Regions from separate parts of the Homo sapiens genome. Here region 2 is linked to region 1. A link is a contact called in ENCODE POLR2A ChIA-PET data. All regions are on one chromosome and are shown on one strand. The core of a region is the stretch at or near the end of the contact, and the rest is flanking DNA. Distances in the headings are between cores, read along the strand shown. Region 1 holds the start of ARRDC3 (arrestin domain containing 3). Region 2 holds the start of TNFAIP8 (TNF alpha induced protein 8).

The links. ChIA-PET counts read pairs that join two places held with the same protein, here RNA polymerase II (POLR2A).
Region 2: POLR2A ChIA-PET joins it to region 1 with 13 read pairs in B cell. The contact joins the promoter of TNFAIP8 here to the promoter of ARRDC3 in region 1. POLR2A ChIA-PET finds 5 or more read pairs at or near these places in 2 of 52 experiments (B cell and OCI-LY7).

The regions. Positions count from the first base shown.
Region 1 is chr5:91,379,455-91,385,890 of GRCh38, forward strand. ARRDC3 (arrestin domain containing 3) reads right to left here and starts at 3,863. Exons shown (of 8, transcript NM_020801.4): 1 at 3,359-3,863. The coding sequence starts at 3,638. ARRDC3-AS1 (ARRDC3 antisense RNA 1) reads left to right here and starts at 893. Exons shown (of 3, transcript NR_027435.1): 1 at 893-1,470. RefSeq lists silencers at 755-934, 1,555-1,624, 3,770-4,079 and enhancers at 3,933-4,450, 4,330-4,629.
Region 2 is chr5:119,350,673-119,357,952 of GRCh38, forward strand. TNFAIP8 (TNF alpha induced protein 8) reads left to right here and starts at 5,347. Exons shown (of 2, transcript NM_014350.4): 1 at 5,347-5,449. The coding sequence starts at 5,419. LOC102723444 (a long non-coding RNA gene) reads right to left here and starts at 5,101. Exons shown (of 5, transcript XR_007058912.1): 1 at 5,026-5,101; 2 at 3,583-3,694. RefSeq lists an enhancer at 4,304-4,443 and silencers at 5,094-5,253, 5,882-6,176, 5,974-6,033.

The DNA of each region.
Region 1 (6,436 bases), core at 2,613-5,112:
AATTACAAAGAACCGCATTTAGGTGGTGTCGGCTTATAAGGAAACAATATTTTCCAACATCCTTGAAAAAAATGAAGTCTAACTATTAATAGTTTCCAGTTTCTATAAAAAAGGGATGACCTTTCATTTTACAACCAATTTTTTTGGTGAAATTATTTTTTTTCAAGTGGCATGAAAATAAATATAATCGAAAATATGGGAGGGGGTTCTAGATCATTAAAGTGCCTATTTAGCGTTTTAAATAATTACAGAAATATCTTTTAAAGTTTTCTTGGTGTAGAAACCTTTACGATTAGCCCCCAGAGTAGAAAAAACTGGCACATTATTTAACTTTCCTTCAGCAAAGTATTGGATATACACAAAAAACGTGATGCCTCCCTGATATTAAACGAGAAAAAGGGGGAAAAAAGCATGTATACGTCGATACTTTCATTTAAAAATCATGGTGATTCGCTTATGTCTCCATACAATTTTCCTCGTCCCCTGTGCAAATTCCCCTGAACGGATTTCAGAACCAAAAACTAGCTGATGAGCTGGGGGCCATTTAAATTCGCTCCCCTCGAAGGCGCCCGAAGTTCGCCTTCCTTTCCCTTTCTTCCCTCTTCGCTCCCTTTTTGTGCCAGCTCAGCAGTCTCATTGAAGCGAGCGGCGGCGGCCGCGCCGTGGTAAACAAGTGCCGGGCTGTCAATCAAGAACTAGACCGGAGCAGGAGAGGACCGGCCTAAACCGGCGCGAGCAGATCCCAGCCGGCCTGCCCGCGCGCCGCCGCCGCCGCCGCTGCCGCCCGCGCGCCCCGCTATACATACGGCATACGTCGCGCGGCGCTCGCGCCCGTGCCCGCGCAACCTAGCCTGCTGGCCGGGGGGCGGGGCGAGCGAGCCGCGGCGCTTCCGCTTTACACGCCCCAGCCGGCGACCGGTTCCATCTGGCTCGGGCCACTCTGACACCTTTAGTTTCGGCAAGGGATATTGGGGTGGCGAAGGGGAGGCGGGGGCCCGAAGGCTTCGGAAAACGATGGGGGAGGGGGCAGAGGATACCCGTCGAAGCCCCCCCCTCCCCCAACATTTCGATATTGGAATCACTTTCCTTCTTCCTCGGGCCAGCCTTTGCTCTGTCCCCTCAGGTCAACTCAAGGTAGACAGTGTGGCGACTGGAGAGGTCGGGGAACAAGCTTTGTTTCAGCTAAGGGGAAAACAAGCGTTCACAGGAGTCCCCTGACACCTCCCACTCGGAAGATAGCTAACGGGGGTCCTGCCAACCCTTCCCATCCAACTTCCATCTGAAAAGGATTTTCTGCTAAAGTTGGGTCCATGGCCATCCAGCACCTGTAAGGCCGGCAGGAGCGTCTGCCCTCTACTCAGTTAAAGCCTGAAGTCGTTTCCTTTCGATGGCCCTTAGGAGGCCCAAAAGAGGGGCGACAGAACATGATGTTGACACGGGCTGGGCGCCCCCAGAAGCCCGGGAACAAACGTGAGTACGGGCTGGGTGGGGGTCGCTCTGGAGGAACCTTTACCGGCGCACGCCGGTTTCCTAGCCTCGCCCCAGCCGCGGCGCGAGCTCACTCTCCCCACCCGCCCGCGCCCAATCCAATCAGCGCCTGCCATCGCCTTAGCAACAGGCTAACAAACCTGGCTCCGCCTATCCCGGGCGCCCGGGGCGGGGTCTCAGTTACCAGGCTAGTTTGAGAGCTCCCAGTTTCAAGTCATTGAAACTATTCCAGACTGAGCTCGTCTACGCGTTGCAGGGTTTGGGGGGCATTTTGTTGGGGGTGCAGGGCATTTAGTTTTCTTTACCACGAAATCATGGTGCAACTAATGAAATTATATTTGTCCTCACATCTCGTTGTTCTACTTTTCCCCACTGCAAGTCTTAACCCCTTGAGGAAAAATCTGTTTTCTTTCATCCGTTTCATAAAAGGCTGCAATATTCAGAAAGGTACAAACACAAAGTCATCTATCTGCTTTTCAACAAATACCAAGGCTGTCATTAGGCATTTGCATCTCCTATCAGTGTTAACACTTGGAGAGATTAATTAGTTATTTCAGGATGCAAAGTACCTGTATCTAACTACGAAAATCCTGCTAAAGAACTGAGTTCACCTTAATAGTTTCAAAAATAATGCATTAATACTGTCCCTCAAAGCATCCTTCATTTCTCACTTGCCTTAGTCATCAGCACTTCTCCAGGATGTACGTTTTTAATATAAAAAATAAGGTAAAATATGTCTCTAATTTTTTTTCTGAAAAATCGCCAACATCTGAACTAAATACTGCATTAAAAAGGAGAGGCACAAAAATTACATAACCAGTTTTAACATTATATTCTTCTTGGGCTAGGAATTAAGTCATCGCCACCACCTGACGCGTGTAACCAATCTGCTGAGAGCAGAACAAGCGCCCCTCCTCACCACCCCCCAGAACTGGTCCGAAACAGGATTGAACCGCTTCTAACAAAGGGTGGAAACTTAGAAAAACAAGCCTAGAGTCTCCTATATTTCCACAATGTAACCATTTAAACAATAGATTGGAAATCTCAGGACTCCTTCTCCTTTTGACAACCCTTTATCTCTCTCTTCTAACCAAAAATCAAATCCAGTGTGCCCTATACTTTTCAATTCCATTTGACTGGCATGGGTTTCATTGAATGCACGTTCCAAAGTTAGACATGATGCTCGGAAAAGAAAATTACTGATCCTAAATGGCTTCTAAACCTGACTCGATACCTATCATAATGACAGATAGTCATTCCTTTAAAATAAGGAATGCTGGGTGTAAATTTTTAAAGGAATGGTAAAGAATAGAGAAAAAACACGTGGGGTGTTGATACCATATGTCAAAATAAGCCACAGAAATCTTTTATGAAAGAACAGTCATCAATTATTTAAAGTCTTTTGCATTCCAATATTAAAAATGAAACACACCCATTAAGTCTCTTAAAAATGTTATTACATTTCTTGATCGAAGTTCAGTTTTTACATCTTAGGTTGCAAGTAAAAGGGCAAAAATCTAAGACTGCAGCTTTTACCAATTCATTTGAAAATATATTAGTAAAACGACTGAATTGGATTCAAACAGAATTTATAAGTAAGGTGCAAATGGACTACAAGTGCGTGTGGCACAGACCGAGCCGGGTACAGAGGTAGCTGAATAAGTGTAGTTTGCAGTCACTTTGCAGATGCCTGCATGCATTACGGCTTAACACACGATGAACGTCAAGGAGAATCCAAACCTTCCAACTTTGCTAACCTTTCTCAAACTGCTTAGTTATGCTAGGAGTAGAATCACGTTAATTCAGAAAACTGAAAAGGTACGTTTCCAAAGAAAATGAGTCCAATGACTTATGAATAACAAAAACTTACCTCTTTCGTGCCCAATTAAGATGTCTTTATGGTTGAAATACTCTACTTCTTCAGTGTAATTCTGTGTATAGGCAGTATTGGAGCCGGCGTTTCTAGATTCAGTCCAGCGTACTTTCGCATGTCCTCTTGCATGAATTTTAAGAGATTTTACTCTGATTTCCCCAGTAACTTCTAAATTTACCCTTCCTGAGACGGTATCCCCACTAGAATACACAGGGACATTGCTGTCATTAAGACAGTCAAAGCTTATTGTCAAACTCTTCACCTTTCCCAGCACCATGTTTATAACAAAATCTATAAAAATATAATGTAAGACAAAAAAGTCAAGATCGCATATAAAATGTGATCTTCACTTAACACTGATCGATATTTTTGCCGTGCAAAATGCTTGCAGGCCGGATCAGTGATTCTCTACAAATAGTTCATTGAGATTTCTTAAAAAGTCAGGGCAGCAGAGGCTGCTGCTCCGCGCTCCCGCTCGTCTCAGTGGTCTCCTTACAAAGACGGGCGGCTAAAAGCTGCCAGCTCACTTTAAGAGCAGCTTTGTGAAAAACAACCCCAGTGCGCAGGCGCAGGCCGCGGCTGCTGTCCGCCCTCCCTGCGCGCCCCCTCCCGCGCCGCGCCGCGCCGCGCTCGCTCCCTTGCCCGCTCGCTCCCGGGTACAGTAGGTGTAGAGCTAGGGGAAGGAGATACTGGAGCTGCTGGCCGGCTGAACCTGACTTCTCTTCATTGTGGGCTCCTATTGGTAGGCAGGCTACCGTATACCCTCGACGTGCTATCTGGAGCCCGTTACCGAGCGCACTCTACTAGAAAGATAATGGCAGAGTGGGGTGCGAGGGTACAAGGGCTGGGTGGGGAGTTTGCAAAGCCAAGTTAGGATAAACTGCAGCGACCAGCCCGAAGCGTGCGTTACCGGCACTGCAGCGTTTTACCAACTGCCTGGATGGGAGGAGGAAAAAGTGATGTGTGAAGAGAGATGGGGGAAGGGAGAAACCGGTTGGGCAAGCGGCCGATTGTTGAGCATAATCTAACGAATTTCCAAAGAAAACGTAATAAAACCGGACAAGAAATATTGTTCATAGACAAGAGCATACTTTGCTTGGATTTTTTTTTTTTAAACCAGTACTTTGTAGGCAGGTTGGAAATGAACTCAGTCGAGGTCAAAGGAACCTTAATCCTTTGAAGAGCGAGGTAGAGAAGCAAGTACAATGTAATCAATAGGCTTTGCTGTCTCCTCAACTTCTTTCTCCTACATTGCTTAATTAGCACCGAAAAACAACCAAGTTGTTTCCAGGATGACACGGGTGGGGGCTGGGGGAAGCTTGATCACTTCCTCGAAGGAAGAAAAAGTCCTTTTAAGACACCACCTACGGCTAGATTTGCAGAGTAAGACATGATTACAACTCCTGTGTCCAGAGGAATAAGAATAGAGTTCGGCCTAAAAAAGTACTACCTTATAAAAGGCATATGACATAGTGGTTTAGCTGACATATTGTTTGCAACAGAATCGGAAAATCTTTGTTAGAAATTAGTGAAGCGCATAAAATTGTTTTTAAAAAGCATGATTTGGTATATAAATAGGGATTTAACTGTGTGAAGCTTTAATTTTCGGCCGAGAGCCTTGGACCATTTAACGTAGTAATTCTCATGATACATCTTAAATATAGGTACATTTCTCTTTTTATTGTGAATGTTTGGTAAAAAATAGCAGTGCTTTCGTCACATCACACTGGGATTCAGAGCATAACAGCATAAACTCATCTAGATTACTGGCAATCAACAGAACTGCCTTACAAGAGAAATGTAGAAAGAAAAAATATGAATCTGGTGCTCTCTCTATATATATATGTATGACCAAAAATACCTTGGAAGATTTTTGGCTGTCCGTGTCTAAACGTTTTAGATTCTTTTGCGTAGTGTATATGGATAGGTTGAGCCTATGAGTCACAATAAACTAAACTTATTGGTCTTGCTGTTTTATTTCAAAAGAAACTAAGCTTTTGGGGGTTGGATTTTAGTTGACAAGGCAATATCTTGGACTCAACAGCAATATATAAAGAGTATAAATATGCAAACTAGACAATTAATGAGCAGGCCATTTATTTCAGAGTTTAGATCGCTATGCATAAAATTATAAATTTGCATATTTAAGTGGGAAAAACAGTCTTATCTTTTCCCTACCTCTTGGTTGACACCTGGTGGAAATTCTAGGTAAAGTACCTGGGGCCTTGTACTAGCTTTGATTACAGATACTACTTGTGTTTTTTCTCCACCTAGTGGTAGAAGTGGTGAATTTCCTAGAATGACAGCTTTTCCTCAGCATAAGGTCAATGATATTTAATAAGCATTCGAAAACCACTGAGCAAGGAATGGATTTAAAAGTGTAGTCCATAATGAATACATAAATTCATTGCACATTTGTGTCTACATTTATGTTAAAAATTATTAAGGGTTAGTGAACAGCTGAATTCGGATTTTTTTAGTAAAATTTATTTAATTAGAATATAACTCATTTCAGAAAAAATAAGAATTAGCTATATAAATACACCAGAATTGCATTTAATAAAAAAGAAGTCTAAGAAATTTATTTGTAGTTTGGAAAATTGTTTTAAAATATTAAATGTTTCATTCCTGTCACTGTGTAGTACATTATTCTTTGTGTTTGAAGCTTTCAGGATCTTTTGAATAGTTGTCTTTATTATTTATTTTGCTATTTTTAAAATTTTCTTTTTACTGTGTCTTCTTAAATACTTAGGTAACTGGCAAATTTCCAAGAAATTCTTACCAGCTGCCATTTTCATTATATTTTTATTTTTTGAGATGGAGTCTCACTCTGTTGCCCAGGCTGGAGTGCAGTGGCACAATCTAGGCTCTCTGCGGCCTCTGCCTCCCGGGTTCAGGCGATTCTCCTGCCTTAGCCTCCGGAGCAGCTGGGATTACAGGCACGCACCACCACCTCTGGCTACTTTTTGTATTTTTAGTAGAGACAGGGTTTCACCATGTTGGCCAGGCTGGTCTTGAACTCCTAGCCTCAAGAGATCCACCCGCCTTGGCCTCCCAAAGTGCTGGGACTATAGA
Region 2 (7,280 bases), core at 4,097-6,596, about 28 Mb after region 1:
AGCAATTCTTCCCATTCTCTCAGAATTAGGCACTCACATCCAGAGCATTAGTGAATGTGTAGAATTTATGGGAGAAGTCACTGGGCAGACTGAGGAGAGGGATTACCCATAACTTCAAACTCCCAGGACTGGCCACCAGTGGCTTTCTCCTTCCCTCATCTCCACACTCATCCTCAGCATCTTCCTCTCACATGGTTCTGCCCCAGCCCACATCAGCCTCCCCAGTCTTATCCCAGTGCAGATGGTCCCTGACTTACAATTTTTTAACTCTATGTGTATTTGTGTGTGTGTGTGTGTGTGTGTGTGTAGAGAGAGGGGTCTCACTCTGTGTGTGTGTGTGTGTGTGTGTGTGTGTGTGTGTGTAGAGAGAGAGAGGGGTCTCACTCTGTTGCCCAGGCTGGAATTCAGTGTATGATCATAGCTCACTGTAGCCTTGAACTCCTGGGCAAGAGTGATCCTCCTGCCTCAGTCTCCCAAGTGGCTAGGACTACAGGCATGCACCACCATACTCGGTTAACCTTTTAAAAATTTTTTTGTAGAGTTAGGGTCTCTCTATGTTGTCCAAGCTGGTCTCAAACTTCTGGCCACAAACAATCCTTGCACCTCAGCCTCCCAAAGTGCTGGGATTAAATTCATGAGCCAGTGTGCCCAGCCTTACTCTATTTGTATTGTACTAAAAGTGATACACATTCAGTAGAAACTATACTTTGAACACCCATACAACCATTCTGCTTTTTTTGCTTTCAGTGCAGTGTTAAAAAGTTACCTGAGATAGTCAACATTTTATTATAAAATAGGCTTTGTACTAGATAATTTAGCCTAACTGTAGGCTAATGTAAGTGTTCCGAACACATTTTAGGTGGGCTAGGCTAAGCTATGGTGTTGAGTATGTTAGGTGTATTAAATATATTTTCAGCTTATGATGGTTTTATCCTGATGTAGCCCCATCGCTAAGTTGAGGAGCATCTGTACTCAGCACTTAAGGCTACTTGAGGCACAGAGCTTGATCTTCTGCAAAAGTGTATAAATGACTCCACTGTCATTTTAGCATTCCCTTTTTCAATTCTAGTATATACAATTTTCTTTTTTCTTTTTCTTTTCTTTCTTTTCTTTTTCTTTTTTTCTTTTTTTTTTTGAGATGGTGTCTCACTCTGTTGCCCAGGCTAGAGTGCAGTGGCACGATCTCAGCTTGCTGCAACCTCCACCTCCTGGGTTCAAGCGATTCTTCTGCCTCAGCCTCACAAGTAGCTGGGATTACAGGAGCCTGCCACTGTGCTCAGTTAATTTTTGTATTTTTAGTAGAGATGAGATTTCACTGTCTTGGCCAGGCTGGTCTCGAACTCCTGACCTTGTGATCCACCTGCCTCGGCCTCCCAAAGTGCTGGGATTACAGGGGTGAGCCACTGTGCCCGGCCATAAATACCATTTTCTTAAGGCTAAGAGAGCCAAATAACCTGGGCCAGGGAGAGGCCATGGAGAGATACCCACTTAGGCTTACTTGTGTTATGGAAGGGTAAATGTAAATGTGTCTGAGGATAATAGGAAGAACTCAAAGCCTACAGGCCTAACCAGGTGAGACCAAGACACAGATCTCTCCCGCATATGGGGAAACAGGAGTGACAGCCAACTTTTTATATAGATCACGGAAGCCTTCGAAGGCTTTCAAGGGTGTAGACAAAAATGATACAAGAGAAGTTGAAGAAGGTCTCAAAGTGAAATTGAAGGAAGCAGATTCAGCCTCAGCAGGTTAGAAAAAAAAATGACCATTTTTGGTGACCTGAAGTTTTTGCGAACTAGAGGCTATAGGTCCATAACTAGTTTACAGAGGTGCTTCATATTTTTCACTGCAGAGAACATATAACATTCTTGAATGTGAGTGGAATATTTGATACCTCCTAATTAAAAGGTACCTTGTCTTCCCAGTTCTGCCGGCTGGCCTTCTAATTTGTGTGAGTCTGAAAACTCACTGATCTCCCCTTTTCTTAACAGACATCTGGGGAGCTGTGAGCAAAAGGCCTAAAAGTCAGGCCTTTAAAAAAAACTCTTTGAACAGCTTTATTTAAGGCATAATTTGGAAAGAGATTTTTCTGCTGCCCTGTGATAAAGTTCAGTCGAGAGTTGGTGTTAATAAACCTTCCTTAGAACCAAGGTGACTTGGAAAGTTGAGTTCTTTAGGTCTGTGGTCAAATTAACAAAATTATGTCAATAAGCCCCAGGTGAGTAGGGTCAATTTACATATGACACACACAAATATTTGATTATACCTCAATGAATGAATAAACCTTCAGAATCTTAGCTACCATTTTCATTCTTCCATCTTGACACAAAAGGTGGGAGTTCCATTATTAGACACTTGCAGGAGTTCAACATAGTATTTAAATTTAAGTACAGTTTGTTATTAAATGAGAAGTGTTGCTAACTTAGTTGCAATTTTGTATCAGGCGGGCGGTAATAGTTTGTTGGTATGACTTCCATACATGTTGCCATGTGAAGGATGTTTGGGGTGTTTCTTAAACATACAAGAATCAACAAGTCCCACCTACAGGAGATAACAAATCATTATGATGTACTGGACCATTATTCACTGGGGCTAAGAAGTAAATTATCCCCTTTTGAATAAAAGCACAGCAAAATCAAAATGACCTAGTACATATCTGAGAGCAGCAGAAGGCCAAGGGGAGCCCTAGAGAATCAGCTGCCCTTTGTCACCATGTTGCAGGGTAGGGGTATGGGGCAATGCAGCCTGCCCAGAGCAGATGGCTTTGAGGTTATACGGGAGACTGAGGAATGTACTTATTCACATAAAGCCTTTTAAAATAAGCTGAGCATTCATTGCTCTTGAGCTAAAACAGAGCATTCTTCCCCAAGGTGACTGCTTGCTTGCATTTAAATACAAAAGAAGTTTCTCTCCAGGCTTCCTGAGGCCGATGGTGAATGTTCAAAGATCAACGAAGCTAACATGAATCTAAAATGAATTATAAGGCTGACGGAGCGCTTGAACTATTCATTCAGCAGTTGTAAAACAAGTAGCACATTAAAGGACATGTATTTTAACATATCTTATGTGGTTTGTCCCCAGTTGGACTTGCAAAATGACATTTAATAAATATTTCTTGTAAGGGTACTTTCTAAAAGAAGAGAGTGAAAGTAATTCTGCTGTAGGCAGATTGGGCCTGAAATTTGGGTTGTCTGGATTTGCATAATCATCACCTTGAAAAGGTGTTGCTTTACCCCAATTATAGATCAGTGGAAGCTCTCTTGTGTAGCACACGGCCCTGGTGAGATCCCTTAAGATCTCTTGTGGACTATCTGTGGACATCTGGGTTGCAGTGAGGAAGGGCAAGGATAGATGGTATAGGGAGAGAGGGGCAGAATGTTGACTTGGGCAGGACAGGAAAAGCCACTTGTGACTGGTGAGGGAGCATTTCTTTGGGTTCAGAATCATCCTCATCTCAGTGTATCTCCCCATAAGTCTGAGATTACTGAGTGCAAGGTATACATATCAGCAGCTCCTGACTCAGGATGTGTGGCAGAGGGGACCATGAAGTTAACTGTGACTTTCGGAAGGGTGCAGTCTGTTACCCTTTCGGTGGCGAGGTCAGTTTCCGGGAGGCTCTGCAACACTGATATTTTCCAGATGTTTCTCCTCTTCTCCCTTCTCTGGCTGGCTATATCTTCCTCCCTTCATCCTGCTCTTTCAGTGAAATTGAGATAACATGTTAGAATCTTAGGCAGGTTAGAATCTCTCAGCAGTAGGATGTGATTTAATATCTAGACCTCTTACATTAATATTTATAATAGCCTTCACTGCTTGTGAATAGCATAAGCACTCTTTTCTGTTCAAAGTCAATACTGAAATAAAACCCAAGAGTATGTTTTATAAAAATTTACTTTTAATGGTGCAATGGTAATAATCTATGTAGTCCTTATGGTTTTCAAATCCCTTTGTGCTTATATTACCTTATTTAATACAGACATAAATCTGTGAAGTAAATAATACTATTTTTATCTTCATTTTACAAATGAGGAACTGGAGGCTCAGAGAGGTTAATTTGCATAAGGTCATACAAATGATAGATGGCAGAACTGGATTTAAGTTCAGACTCCTTAAATCCATGTCTTTTGTACGTTCTTTTCACTAAATTTGCCATAGTGTTTCTATTGGTTTTTGCCTATATAAAATCGGAAACGAAGAAAAAGAAACGAACTGGAAAATAAATTTGTCAAAAGAGTATATTTTTTTCTCATAATTTCCAAGCGGATCTTTCAGATATGTTATTTGAGGACTTTTTGCCTCAGACTGGCGATAAAACAAGTGTTCTACAAAATACCTCCGTAAGACAGGCCTATCAGTGGCAGCTCTTGTCCCCGCTTTGCAGAAGGGAAAACCAAGGCTCCACAGAGCTAAGGGGACTTCCTCTCAGCCAATTTGTAGGGGCCTGTGGGCCAGACCCGGGGGCAGAATTGAGATCTGTTGTGAAGGCTGTCCGGCTTCTTTATTCTATCAGCATTTCAAATCCTGAAAACCTCCCCTTTGGCATTTTGAAGGAATTCATCCCCAGTTTTTGCTGGTAGCCGGGAGGGAACCGTGCTCTCCCCCTGAGGAAGGCCCTTTGGAGTAACTGCAGCAATGAGTGCCCGGGCTGTGCTTGGAGTACCAGTGCTCGCCCGGGGCTATACTGAATGAGTAAGCAGCCCCGTCTGCTTTTGCTGTGCAAAGGTAAGGGTGGAGGCCGCTCCACTTTCTTCAAAAGGCCCCGCTCTGGGACTTGTGAAATTGTGCTCTCTTAAGCTGGTCCTTGCAACCCCATGGACGATATCCATGCGACTTTCCTACAAAAATAACATACCAAAGCCGCTTTAAAATCCGTAATTTTTGGGTTGCAAGACTCCAAGACAAAGTCAAATGGGCATCAAAAAATGTAATCCAAAAATACAGAGGCATTGGTTCTACCCTATATGCATTTGCTATTTATGTAAAACTACAGTGTGCTCTGAGATGAGACTTTTTTTTTCTTTTTATACCTTTTTTTCCGCCCGTCTGGTGCGTTTGCCGACGGTTCTTCTCGGCCCTGTGTCTCGGGAGAGTCGGCTGCCGTCTGGGCCTGTGCCCCACCTGCGTGCGCCCGGGCCGAGCCAGCCCCGCCAGGTCGCCTCCGCCCGGCTGCCGGCCCGAGCGCGCGGCTCCGGGGGCGGACTCCCGCCGCCCAGCTGACACGCGATTCGTCACTCTTGCAGAACTTTCCCCCTGAAAATCCCTGCACCAGAACCCGCTCTCCCGCCCCGGGGAGGTTTTGATTTTAGTGGCTTTCTTCCTTTTATTTTCCGTCGTGTGCGGATTTCGCTGCAGAGCGAACTTGCGGCTCGTCCGAGTACATGTGAGCGGTAATCGCCCCTGCAGCTGGTTATCCTGACATTATGCACTCCGAAGCAGAAGAATCCAAGGAAGGTAGGATTCTGGTTTCTCCTGGGGGCCGGCCAAGTTCTGCGGAGGAATTTGGAGGAAGGCAGTGGTAGAAGAGGATGGGAGTTTTAAAGTGAGCGGTGGGCACTTTGTCCGCTTGCCCTGCGCCTTCGAAGCCAAGTCGGAGCTGGATAAGCGGAGCCCGGGTCTCATCTTGGGCTCCCTTCTCCCCCCGCAGCCGTTCAGAGGGGAGGGGAGGAAAAGTCGGACCTAGTTCAGCCAGCCCACTAAGTCTGCTTTTTAGCTTTCTCTGGAAACGAAAGAGCCCCACTTGGACTCCAAGAATGCAAAATGTGCTTGGAAAAGGGCTGCCTGCCTGCATCAGAAAGACTGAAAGCGGGATCCCTGGAAGAGCCCTGAGTGGAGGGTCCCTTGAAAAGGGGTTTGAGAAATTAGAAACGCTATATGTTTCCGGCTAAAAGGGGAAGCTGAGTGAGGGGAAGCGAAAATCTGTATTTGAGAAATAGATTAATTTTTTTTCATTGCTGGGTTTTCAGCAGTGAGTTCATTTCGTTGGGGGTTTGAGGGGGCTGAAAGATATGAGGGGGTCCTTGTGCAGCTTGAAACTGAGAAGAGTTTGTCTGTTTCTAACTTCGCAAAAGCAAAGGGTTTCATTTACTCCTAACAGAGAACAGGTGACAGGGCTGGAAAAGCTCCAACCAAAACACAATTATACGCTGGTGTTAGTTTGGGGAGTTTATTTGTGTGTGAGTGTTTGTATGCTTTGTTCCTTGAAACTTTATGTATACAAAAGTTCTCTTGTAAGTGGGGGGTGGGAGTAAGGGTGGTTGGGGAAAATTAGAGAGTAAGAGAGGAGACTATTCAAGATTGTGAAATACTCTTTCTTTTCATGTAGTCTCTTGGAAAGCTGGTTAATTTCAAGTCAATCACAGCAGTTCTGGCAGAGGAGCAGCCCCATCATTTCTCCATTTGGTAGACACCAGTTAGGAAGAGCCCTTGAAACTTGTCCTCTTCTGCCTTTTACTGATTCCCCTCCCAGAGGAAAGCTTTGTGTTTCACCATGTAGTCTTTGTGGGCTCACGTTTACCTTATTATGCTGTGTGAGGGAAATAGTCAATAAAAAGGAGGTTTGTTTAATAGAAATACGGGGCTGGCATGAATGAAAAATGACAGCCAGGAGCATTGTTTTTGAGTTTGATGTGGAGTATGGGGGGAGTAATGCTTTCTTGCCGTGTCCTGTGTTCTGATGGAGCTGTGTGCTGATAGATGCTTTTCTTTTCTATGTCTTTATACCAGCAGTTTATTCAAAGTCAAAGGTAGTTGAAGGCAAATAGGAACCAGGCTGAGAGAACTCAAGGGTGAACTTCTGTGTGAATTACAAGTAGCACTTAAGCTGGCGTTTTCTCTCAGGTGTGTTTTCCCTGTCTTTTGAGAAAGAGAGAGTGGGAGAGAAAGTGGAAAAACAGTATCCCAAAGTGTGTATTATACATTCCCATAGCAACATCCACAGTCTTCCCTCCTCGAGGGCCCAGCTCTCTGGTTTTAAGTTTGGAAGCAGCCTGCAAACTGGCCTATGAAGAGGTTAATGGGGCCCCTTCTGCTTGTTCCTCACCTTCCCTCCACTTGTCATCATTTACATTCTGCAGATCGGCCACAAATGATATGGCGCTCTGCTTTTTAAAGAAAGCCCAGAATGTTTCTTTTAAAATAATCTGAGGTAGTAGAATTTTAAATTGATAGCAATTAGGGTGGGATACTGAATAACTCTTGAGGGAGATTGAACACTTTATTAATCAGATAGAATCATATAGCTTCTGCCAGGAAATGAAGGATAGGTGTCTGTGTGTTTTGGGTG